Linked DNA regions of Homo sapiens: regions 2 and 3 are each linked to region 1. Evidence: read pairs that join two places in POLR2A ChIA-PET (ENCODE). Cell type or tissue: OCI-LY7. All regions are shown on one strand.

What was found. ChIA-PET counts read pairs that join two places held together with the same protein. Peaks named below come from ENCODE experiments on the same cell type or tissue, not always from the same donor. Only the 100,000 strongest peaks of a DNase experiment are listed, where the experiment ranks them.
Region 2: POLR2A ChIA-PET joins it to region 1 with 10 read pairs; 2 of 35 experiments call an interaction of 5 or more read pairs at or near these places.
Region 3: POLR2A ChIA-PET joins it to region 1 with 11 read pairs; 8 of 35 experiments call an interaction of 5 or more read pairs at or near these places.

What each region holds. Positions count from the first base shown.
Region 1 is chr4:152,663,903-152,667,902 of GRCh38, forward strand. The region is part of intron 1 of TMEM154 (transmembrane protein 154); the gene reads right to left. Among named protein-coding and RNA genes, the nearest start is that of TMEM154, 14 kb to the right of the region's middle. RefSeq lists a silencer at 2,027-2,086. In OCI-LY7, CTCF peaks have their summits at 3,200 and 3,399; DNase peaks (open chromatin) are centred at 89, 1,979, 2,329 and 3,269; H3K4me3 peaks cover 3,953 bases; H3K27ac peaks cover 4,000 bases.
Region 2 is chr4:152,469,472-152,473,471 of GRCh38, forward strand. The region is part of intron 2 of FBXW7 (F-box and WD repeat domain containing 7); the gene reads right to left. Among named protein-coding and RNA genes, the nearest start is that of MIR3140, 18 kb to the right of the region's middle. In OCI-LY7, no CTCF peak of the experiment used is centred here; no DNase peak of the experiment used is centred here.
Region 3 is chr4:152,784,573-152,788,572 of GRCh38, forward strand. All of the region lies in intron 1 of ARFIP1 (ARF interacting protein 1), which reads left to right. Among named protein-coding and RNA genes, the nearest start is that of ARFIP1, 6.6 kb to the left of the region's middle. In OCI-LY7, a CTCF peak has its summit at 447; no DNase peak of the experiment used is centred here; H3K4me3 peaks cover 692 bases.

The DNA of each region.
Region 1 (4,000 bases):
CCTTGTAAATGGGAAGAAATGTTTGAGGTAACGCCTGGCAGCCCCAACAGCTGGGCAGCACAGTGTCCCCATTATCCCTGCTCAGGGCATTATCACTAAATGGAAATGACTCTGCTTCTCCAGGAAGCAAACTAGCTAACTTCTCTTTTTCTGAAAGTGAAACAAATGTGCAACCAACACATACGTGCACTGTTTACAATAGCAAAGACATGGAACCAACCCAAATGCCCATCAATGATAGACTGGATAAAGAAAATGTGGTACATATACACCGTGGAATACTATGCAACCATAAAAAAGAATGAGATCAGGCCCTTTGCAAGGACATGGATGAAACTGGAAGCCATCATTCGCAGCAAACTAACACAGGAACAGAAAACCAAACACCACATGTTCTCACTCATAAGTGGGAGTTGAACAATGACAATACATGGACACAGGGAGGGGAACAACACACACTGGGGCCTGTCGTGGCGGGGGGGTACAAGGGGAGGGAGAGCATTAGGACAAATACCTAATACATGCAGGGCTTAAAACCTATATGATGGGTTGATAGGTGTAGCAAACCGCCATGGCACACATATACCTATGTAACAAACCTGCACACTGGAATTTAAAGTAAAATTTTTTTAAAGCTTAATTAATAAACACAAAAATATGTTATAAAACTGCAACCAAGCTCTAGCTTTTAAAGTTAGAAGAAGAAAGTATTATAAACTTACTGAAAGACTGTCACATTAGTAATACAATGTGAAATAAAACAATGACAAGAGAATGCTACTAAACTCAGGATGTCATGAAGTATGTTGGACCACAGTCAGATGCCCCATTCTTTCATTTGTCAATTATGTGAACTCCATGTGCAAATTATTTAAACAATTTTATAGTTAAGATGGTAAAATGAAAGAAAACATGTCAGATGTCAAGCCCTCAAACTCTTCCCTGCGTTGTGGAGTAACTGACATGTTTGAATTTCAGGATGATCAAGAAATCACACCCAAAAGCCTGACTCCTTTTCATTCTCCTGTATATAATGAAGAGCCTGATTAGCATTAGAAGAAGGAGAGAAAAACAAACCAGGAAGTCTTCCAGTGGTTCTCAGCCTAGTCTGCCCATAGAATCACTGAGGCATCTTTCAATAACCTGATGCCCACACCATACCCCAAACTCAGTTACATCAAAATACCTGAGGGTGCAGCTTCTAGGGAGAACGAAGCAGGAGGATCACTTGAGTCCAGTCCAAGGCTGAATGAGCTATGATCACACCAGTGCACTCTAGCCTGGGTAATCGAGCAAGACCCTGTTCTAAATATCGATCAATCTAAATATTTAGGGGTAGAACCCAGGTCTCAATAATTTTTACAGTTCTCCTTGTGGCTCCAGGACGCAGCTGAAGTTGTGTCTCACTTCTCTAGACCCTGCCCACTTCTGGCCTCCCCTGAGCCACACCAGATCATTCCCTGTCTTGTTCTCTATGGTCCTCGGTGAATTTGAGAAAAATTAGAGGTCAAGGAGTTGGATGCCAAAGGCTTGCCTAGCAGCTGCCAACTCTATCACCAGAATACAATAGCTTAAAAATCATCACTGAAGTCTCAAGAACCTGGAAGAGTCTAGCTAGGATATGAGAGAGGGCTGTGACAATCACACCTTCCTGAATAAGCCTGAATTAGAGAGATGCATGCCAGGGTTTAAACCCTGCATATCCAGAAAATGTTATGGCTAATAGAAGAGCTATCAGCAATAGCTTTAATTGGTGCTTTAAGACAGCGGTCCTCAAACCTTAGTGTGTATTGGAAACACCTACAGCCCTTCTTAAAACACAGATTGTTGGGCGTAGTCTTACAGTTTCTGATGTAATAGGTCTGGGAGGGGGCCCAAGAATTTGCTTTTTTTTTTTTTTTTTGAGACAGGGTCTCACTTGGTTGCCCAGCCTGGAGTGCAGTGGTATGAACATGGCTCACTGCAGCCTTGCACTCCTGGGCTCAAGCAAACCTCCCACCTCAGCCCACCAAGTAGGTGGGACTACAGACGTGCGCCACCACGCCTGACTAATTTTTGCATTTTCTGTAGAAACAGGGAGTCTCACTTTGTTACCCAGGCTGGTCTCCAACTACTGGGCTCAAGCGATCCTGCTTCAGCCTCCCAAAGTGCCAGGATTACAGGCATGAGCCACCAAGTCCTACCAGAATTTGCATTTTCAACAAGTAATCAGGTTGTGCTGATGCTGCTGGTCTGCAGGGCATACTGGTTGAAGTTGCTCAAACAATCTCATTTAGTTGTGGCTAATTATCAGTCACACCTGTTGTTGTTCTCCACATTTGCTGTGCATCAGCGTCACCTGGGAAGTTTTCAAGCCCTAACCAAATTAGTTATTTGAGACTATCTGGGGGCGTGGCCTGGGTAACAGTATTTCTTAAAAGCTCCCCAAATAACTCTAGTAAGTATGTATGTTAGGTTGAGAATGACTGAGTTAAATAATAACTGAGTGGACTTTATTTTAATTTGCCATTGTTCGTGAAGACAGTCATTAGTTTTAAATGTGATTAGACAACCCTCCACAGAAGCCTTTGGGAACAAAATTAAATTTTGTAGAGACAGGGAGTCTCACTTTGTTACCCAGGCTGGTCTCAAATTACTGGGCTCAAGCAATCCTCCTGCTTCAGCCTCTCAAAGTGCCAGGATTACAGGTATGAGCCACCAAGTCCTACCAGAATTTGCATTTTGGAGTATGCACCATTAAACAGTTTAACTCTTCAGTTGATCTCTTTTTAAAAATCAATTGTTCAGCATCTGTGGAATCTGATTGTGATGTGGTCAGGGACAGAATGGGACTAAAATGAGAATAACCATGCCAGACTCTTCAGGACACAACCTGGCTATGGGAGGCTGATTGTGTTTGCATGGAGACACTAACTCCAAGTGGATGGATGACACCACTGGGACACTGTTGCTCATGGACCACAGACAGTGGCGCTGGGACACCAATGCTCAGACTATAGATGGTGGTGATGGGACACCATTGCTCATGGACTGCAGACAGTGCTACGAGGACACCGATGCTCATGGACTACAGATGCTGCTCTGAAGTGCTCTGCACTTTACTTTTCTCTAGTTCATTTCCAAACGGTACTAACTTATTATTTATTATCTGGAATTACTTCATTTGTGTACTTCTCTGCCATCTGTCTCCTTCACTGTTTTGTACGTATCCCCAGCACCTGCAACCCCATCTGCTGTGTGTGGAAGGAATGACTGAAGGAAATGTCCAATAGGCCTGGTGGGCCTGTGGTGAAATTGCCAGTCACGCTCTCACCTTTTTCTCCAGAGTCTGATCTCCTCCTTCCCCTAACAACTTCCTTTCTGTCATACATACACGGTGTATCTCTAGTCACAAAGAAAGACAAATCTAAAGTGGTTTTCCTTCAAAAAGCTATCTAAATTTTTCGAACATACAAGGGAATGGAGGAATTGCTTAATAACAACTTATGCATCCTAAATAATGAGACTTCATGTTTATAGTTTTTTTTTTGTCAGGAGCAATGAGGGTGGTTCATGCATTTGCCCCCACGTAAAGGTCAGGTGACTTGATTCTCTCTGGGAGCAGGACTCGAGAAGAGGAGGGATTGCTGTTTTCTTATAAGCTCAGTTGTTCTACATATTTGCCAATTTTATTAAGTGAAAGCCTTCACCTAATATGTTTTTTCTGACTAATTTACTTGAAGAAGTTATGGACAGAGTAAATAGGTGGTTGAACAGATACAAGGCAGAAGCATTGAAGATTAATGGCAGCTTGTAAGTGCAGAAAGGTATTTGAGATCATCAAGCAATGCCTGTGTTTTGTACACTTTTTCTCTTCAGCCACCAGATAACTAGAGGTGATGATGCCTTGCATCGAAAGAACATAAAGAAAGGATTCTTTTTTCTGGTTTTGAGGAGGTTGTCTGGTAAAACACTTTCAGCCAGTAGTCTGCTCTGGGAAATTACTCGTTAGGGTTTGTTG
Region 2 (4,000 bases), 190 kb before region 1:
ACAAAGAATAATCTAAACAGGAAATGCATAGACCCTGACCACAGTATTTGGTTCATGTTGGCATGTTGCAGCAAACAGGACCTAAATACAAGGAGGAGTCAAGCAATGGATGGCTAAAGAACAAATCTGTATTAGTGTTTTCACAAAAAAGAAATACTACAAAATCTCAAGTAGGGGAAATCCTGTTTTATTCATAAAGTATTAGCATTCCTGCTCACTAAAACCATTTCTTTCCTTGAACTCTTAATAATAAGGCTGTACACTGAAAGAATCTCTGGACACAACATAAAGAACAAGAGAGAAAAGGATTGGAATAGGTTTAAGGAGACAAAAATTCTAGTAACCAAGTAAAATTTAAAATATTAATTATAACTATAATTTACACTCACTATTGTAAATGTCATTCATGTAGCATATGTGTAAACTTAAGTAACACGCAAAATATTTAACATGGAGAATATTTACTTACCAAATATTTAGATAGCCTTTTTAAAATCCTGCTGGTGGTTGAGATTCCCTATATAATAAAATTTTTTAAAAAAGAAGATGAAACCATTTTCAACTTCAGAGTTACACCTACTCTGTAATGTCTACCTAAGAATTCCATTTAATGACGGTAATTTGTTTCAGTAAAACAGTTTAAAATCCAAACCATATGCTAAAACTTTGGTATATTATACATATGAAACAATTTTTTCATAGCCTTATAATTTAAATTTTATAGGTAATATATAGAGATGCTAATGAATTATAAAGACATTGGCTGAATTTACTAGACCATGTAAAGAATGAGCTCTATCACAACTTAGACAAAAAATTATAGATCAAGACCACGGCATGCTAACAATGTCTTAGGGAAGCATTCATGCATTCAGTTCTTCCTGACAATCAACATATAATGTAACACATTCTGGTATCTAGTTACCATCTTTTAAGTGGCACCTAGACAATCTAACTATAGAGTCTACTGAGTTAAAACAGAGCCAATAAAGTGGGAAAATATTTCACACAGTATTCATTCTATGTTTATTAAAAAATTAACATGAGGAAGCATTTAAAAATCCATCCTATGTTGGTACTTAAAAATTAAAATATTTTATGCATAACAAAAAGAAATGTATAATGGGCAAATCAATTTTACTATTTACAAAAGCTAGCGGTTAATAATTTTATAATAAACTTATAGTACAAATCCTTTGCATCAAGTCGAGTCCAATTTATTTCAAAAATCTAGAATAAAAAGCACTAAATAATATTTATGAAGCTCTTCTTGTCTGCCAGGCAATTTACTCTGTATTTGAAAAAGCATATACATACATTTTTTAATCACCTCATGCCTCACGGAGATTAAGTCATCTGCTTAAACATTGTAGCTGCATTTGATGATAAAACTCAGTATTTTTAAACTACCAGTATGACTCCTCAAAAACAAAACATAACAAATAAGACATAAAATGACATATTAAGTAAAACTGACTGCCTTCTCTAAAGTCAGGAATAAAGCTGTTTTTAAATTCCTCTTAAAGAATCTGCAGAGTAAAAATCACATATCATAACTAGCAGAAAATGTTGCCATACTAGAAATTATAATATCACATATAAAAATAAAAATGCTTTCTCATGAGTAAGCCACATCAATAGATTTTCTATGACTACTACTGTTAAAATCAAAATCAGTAAAATGAATAACATCTATCCACAAGCCACAGAAAAGGTGGGAAAAAAAATAAGATATATTAGAGACCTATATATATAAAATTTTAAATAATAAAGCTTATATAGTGACAAGATAAATACTGTCACGATATTTAGGCATAGATTTAATACACAGCACATAAAAAAACTGAATTTCATTACAAACAAACAATTTCATTACAATTACAGGGAGGGAAGGAAGGAGGGAAGGAAGGAGAGAAGGAAGGAGGGAAGGAGGGAAGGAAGGAAGGAAAAAGGGAAGGAAGGAGGGAAGGAAAGAGAGAAGGAAGGAGGGAAGGAAGGAGGGAAGCAGGGAGGGAAAGGGGGAGGGAAGGGGAAGGGAATGGGGAGGGAGGGAGGGAGGGAAGGATGGAAGGAAGGAAGGAGAGAGAAAGGAAGAGAGAAAGAGAGAGGGAAAGAGGGAAAGAGAGAAAGAAGGAAAGAAGGAAATGACTGGCGCAGTGGCTCACACCTGTAATCCCAGCATTTTGGGAGACCCAGGCAGGAGGACTGCTTGAGGCCAGGAGTCCGAGATTAGTGTGGGCAACATAGTGAGATTCTGTCTCTACAAAAAAATTTAAAAATTACCCAGGTGTGGTGGCACATACCTGCAGTCCCAGCTACTCAGAAGGCTGAAGCAGGAGGACTGCTTGAGCCCAAGAGTTCAAGGCCGCAATAAGCTATGATAAGGCCACTGCACTCCAGCCTGGGTGACAGAGTGAGACCCTGTCTCTTAAAAAATAAAATAAAATTTAAATAAATTAAAAATGAAAATGCAAGCTACAGTGTAGGAGAAAATATCAGCAATGCACATGTTCCACTAAAGACTCATACCCAAAATATATTCTTTAAAAATACTTCAACTCAACAAAAAAAACAAACCGATTTTTAAGATAGGCTAAAGACCAAACAAAACTTCACAAAGACATACTACTACCCTCCAAAATGACTAACTTTTATCTAAAAAAAGACAATACCAAGTGTAAGCAAAAATCTGTAGCAACTGACATTCTAAAATACTGCAGGTAAAAATGTATAATAATATAATACAAACAGTATGGGAAACTGTTCGGAAGTGTCTACTAAGCTGAAGATAAACCCAAAGACTAAGTGATACTACCCCTGAGCATACACTCAATGGAAATGTGTACATATATGCACAAAAAAATATGTACGAGAATTATCACAGCAGCACTATTTGTAAGAACCCAAAATTGATATAATTTGAATGTCCATCAGCAGAAGGGAGAAATAAACTAAGGATATTCACACAATGAAACCCTAAGCCTCAGTGAAAATGAAAAATGCTGTAAGCCAAATATCCATCTCAAAAACATACTGCTGTGGGAAAGAAGCCAGTTTGAAAAAACTTATAAATCATATAGTCTTATATACTTTATGATTTATAAAAATTCAAAAAAAAGCCAAGCTAATCTCTAATTACAAAGTCAGAATATTAATTACCTTTCATGTAAAGGAATATGACAGATACAGGGAAGCTCCTGAGAAGCTGATATCTTGATCTGGGTTGTGGTTACAAAAGTGTGTTCATTTTGTAAAGTTCATCAATATAAAAAGCTCATATATACTTTGTGTATGTAAATTATACAATTTTTAAGTTTTTCTAATCAAAGATGAAAAATTACCTCTCAATAACTTTAAGCCATCACACTAATTTACTAATTAAAAAATCTGAATCTCCTAATAATGTATTTCAATTTATTTCTATTTATTATATAAAGGTAAATTAAATATCTCTGGTCATTTTATATAAATATGTTTAAGAGTAGTTTCAATATAAATTTTACCAGCAAGGGATTCCTTATTATTTTCTACTAATGATAAAAAAAATTTCCCGTAAAATCTTGCTAATGCCCAGCCTGGCAACATAGGGAGACCCCGTCTCTATGAAAAATACATCTTTTTACTTAGCTGGGTGTGGTGATGTACACCTGTAGTCCCAGCTACTCAGGAGGCTGAGGTGGGAAGATAGCATGAGCCCAGGAGGTGAAGGCTACAGTGAGCAGTGACCTGCACTGCACTCCAGGCTGGGCGACAGAGCAAGACTGTCTCCAAAAACAAAAACAAAAACAAAAGTCTTGCTAATGCTTTCCTAGACAGACTCAAGTTAAATTTACAAATATGTAATTCTGCACACATTTTAAAAGCATTAATAGTTTAGTAAGATGTTGATTTCAAAAGCAACCAGATAGCCAAGCCAGGCATTCATAAAAACTTTAAAGCAAAGTACTCGGCCCTGTTGCTTAGAAAATCTTACATTTTTTAAAGCAGTACCTTTGGAATC
Region 3 (4,000 bases), 120 kb after region 1:
GTAGGCAATCTGCTTTGAAATCTTCTTCTAGTATGACTGTCGGTTCAGATTGAGACATACAAAAATGAAGTTCTTGCCTGGCTTCGTCACTTCGTGACCTCAGTCACCAGAATCTGAATAACTTTGGGTATTTGGAAAAAATCAGATCCTCTCTTGAAAGACAAAGATTTGGGGATCTGAAGGTAGTTGCAAAACAGGCAATTGCTCAAATCTTTTGTGAAAATATGGCAGTGTCTTTACCATGTTCTCACCTAAGATAAGAATTTATATTTTATTTTTGTATATCTGTGATAGCATTGGACTAGCAGCTCCTTGATGTTGAAGCTTGAGCCTCATTGGTCCCTGGGGAACAGTGACATACTGCCTTTGGAACAGGATCATAAAAGCAGCAGAGTTAGTGGTAAGCCCTAAATCTTCCAGAGGAGGGAGTCAGTTCGCCAACTCCAGTTTCTGCTAGCCTGAGATACTCATCATGGCACACATAAAAAATGATTATAATTGTATGGCAGACTAGAGCCAGGCCCTCCTTGGTTCCTTGGAAGCTGTGGAGTGGGGGAATGGGTCACAATTTCAGCACATCTGTAATCCATTCTTGGCACACTGTTTGGAAATCTTTGCCCTAGAGAAAAGGAATATGTTACTCTGTTTAATACCTTCTGTTTGTTTAGCATGTAATAATTTACAAAGCACTTTCACATACATCCTCATTTTATTTTTACTCCAGCCATACCAAATAGGTAGAGCAGATAACATCACCACATTAGAAATAAAGAAATTGAGATTTAGGTAAAGTGCTTTGTCCAGGGTCACATACCTAAAAAGGGATGGATCAGGAATTTATACCCTCAGTGGAAAGAGCCCCTGGGTTTAAGCCCGTGATCTGTAATCTCTAAAATGGCCAGGACCTTATCTGTTTTGTTTCAGTGCTATATATTGCCCAGGGTGGTCTTGAACTCCTGGGCTCAAGCGATCTTCCCGCCTTGGCCTCCCAAAGTGCTGGGATAACAGGCATGAACCACTGCATCCAGCATAAGTATTATAAATTCTTGAAATAAAGATTCAAGTAATAAGCAGAAAATGGAAAGGATGTTTTTTCTATTCCTCTAATCTCTCCACCCACCACACCTCTCTCCCAGTTAATTTGAAAAGTAGGTATTGGGGAATCAGATGAAATATATGAGAAAGCTGTAAACCTGCACTGTCTAATGCCAGGGATGCTAGCCACATGTAGCTATTTAAGTTAGTTAAAATTAAATACAATAAAAGATTCAGTTCCTCATTGTACCAGCCACATTTCAGTGTCAGTATCATATGTGGCTGGTGGCTACTTTATTGGACAGTGCAAATTTAGAACATTTCCAACAACATTGGCCAGCCCTGATAAAACTTTAAAATGCGACATGATATGATGTGATACATAATTCCTATATTGTTGAACCACGAGTTTAAAAATCTGCTACCCATGGTGCCTAGCAGTTTTTGTTTTAGCTGATGAAATGTTATTGCCATGTTCTCTCTCAGCTTTTTGTTTTAACTAAATCCAGATGGTCAAAGTCTAAGTCTAACATTTTTCTTGGATATTTGGGGATTATAGTTAGCTGCTTTTCTAGGATAAAGATGTCAGCTTCATTAAGGGCATGAGTGTTTTCTGTCTGCTTTGAGCTGTAGATCTGTATGTCTTGCTGTCTTGTTGACATCCTTTCTTGAATATCTTAAAGGTATCTCAAATCCAGTATGTCTAAAATGAAACTGATTTCCCCTTCCCTCCCTACAAAACTGCACAACGTTGGTTCTTTCTTTGTTCCTTTTTTCAGTGAATGACACAATTATCTTTTCATTGTAAAATCCAGAAAACTAGAAGTGATCCTTAATTCCCTCTCCCTGATAGATCCAATGATTGAACAAGTTTTTAAAGTCTTACTTTCTACATGACTCTTGAATTTTTCTATTTCTTCCTGTTTCCACTACTGCCACTTCATCTTGCCTGAAACTTTTACAATAGCCTCCATTCTTATCTGTCCTCTCTAATTCATTACCCATCTTGAAGGCACAGTGATTTATTTTGAAACACACATTGGATTATCACTCTCCTTCTTCCTCCCCCAGTGCTTTTATGGCTTTCCATTGCTTCTAGGATCAAAATAAAACTGCTTAACAGCCTTTAGCTCTCCAGACTCATCTTGTACCATGTTCTGCATAACTCTCCAGTTCAACCATGCTGGCCTTCTTTAGTCCTTTGTATGCACCTTGCTCCCTGCCATTTTTGCAAGGCTTTTGTACATGCTTTTCTCTCTGTCTGGACCATTCTTTCTTTACTTTCATTTCATTTCACTTGTTAGTTCCTAGTCATCCTTCACACCTCAGCTGAAGTTTTGCATCCTTAGAGAATATGCTCACTTCCCACATTAAGGTAATAGCATCATACATTTCCCGCAGTTTGCAATTTACATTTATTCATGTGACTGTAAGATTTTCTTTCTGTTCAGTGGCCTATAAACTTCATGAAGGTAAGGTCCATATCTTGTTTTCTTTTTTGGCTCATTTTTGAATCCCTAGAACCTAGCTCAGTACCTGACACCTAAATTTGACTCATTAAATTTCCAAGTTAATGGTATTAAGGATTTCAGTTCATCGAGTTTTGTAATACAAGAATTTGAATATGAATTTTTATAAAAATAGTGTTAAAATGGTAGTACAGTTTGAACATTCCTAATCCAAAAACTTGAAATCCAAAATGCTGCAAAATTCAAAACTTTTTTGAGCCCAACATGATGCTACAAGTACATAATTCTACACCCAACTTTATGTGATGAATCAAAGTCAGAATGCAGGTGTACAACAGTTTCTCCAAGAGAAAAAAGACCTGCCTAGCCCCCTTCAGCTGCCATATATCTTTTCCTCACACAGCCAGATGCACCTACGCAAGCATGCCCGCAAAGGGCAATACAATGCCATGTGTATGTGTAAGAAATGATTGGTTATACGTAGCATATAAATTCAGAGACGGGAATGATAGTGATGTCAAACAACCACAGACTGTCCACATGAGTGGCTGAGATAGTGACACCTTTGCTTTTGGATGGTACAGTGTATACAAACTTTGTTTCATGCAAAAAATTATTAAAAGTATTATATAAAATTACCTTCAAGCTATGTGTATAAGGTGTATATGAAATGTAAATGAATTTTGTGTTTACACTTGGGTCCCTTCCTGAAGATACCTCATTATGCATATGGAAATATTCCAAATGCCAAAAAAATCTGAAATCCAAAACATTTCTAGTCTCAAACATTTTGGAAAAGGGATAATCAACCTGTAATTAAATTTTCAGTTTGACTATTTCTTTCAAGTGTATGGAAATAAATTATTAGGCCGGGCACAGTGGCTCACGCCTGTAATCCCAGCACTTTGGGTGGCCGAGGTGGGTGGATCACTTGAGGTTGGGAGTTCAAGACCAGCCTGGCCAACATGGTGAAACCCTGTCTCTACTAAAAAATATACATATACAGATTAGCTGGGCGTGGTGACCTGCACCTGTAATTCCAGCTACTTGGGAGGTTGAGGTGGAAGATCGTTTGAACCTGGGAGGCAGAGGTTGCAGTGAGCCGAGATCGTGCCTCTGCACTCCAGCCTGGGCGACAGCAAGACTCCGTCTCAAAACAAAAAATGTGTTATTAGTAGCTATATAAAATATAGCAATATAGCACAGTATTCTTACACTATTTTGTAATAGACCCTTTTATTTTTGGATGGTTTTAGTTTTACAGAATTACTGTGAAGATAGAATAGAGCTTCCCATACCCACTTTCCCCTATTATAAGATAGGCTGTGCACAGTGGCTCATGCCAGTAATCCTAGCACTTTGGGAGGTCAAGGCAGGTGGATTGCTTCAGCTCAGGAGTTCAAGACCAGCCTGGGCAACATGGTGAAACCCCATCTCTACCAAAAATACAAAAAATTAGCTGGGCATGGTGGTGCCCATCTGTGATCTCAGCTACT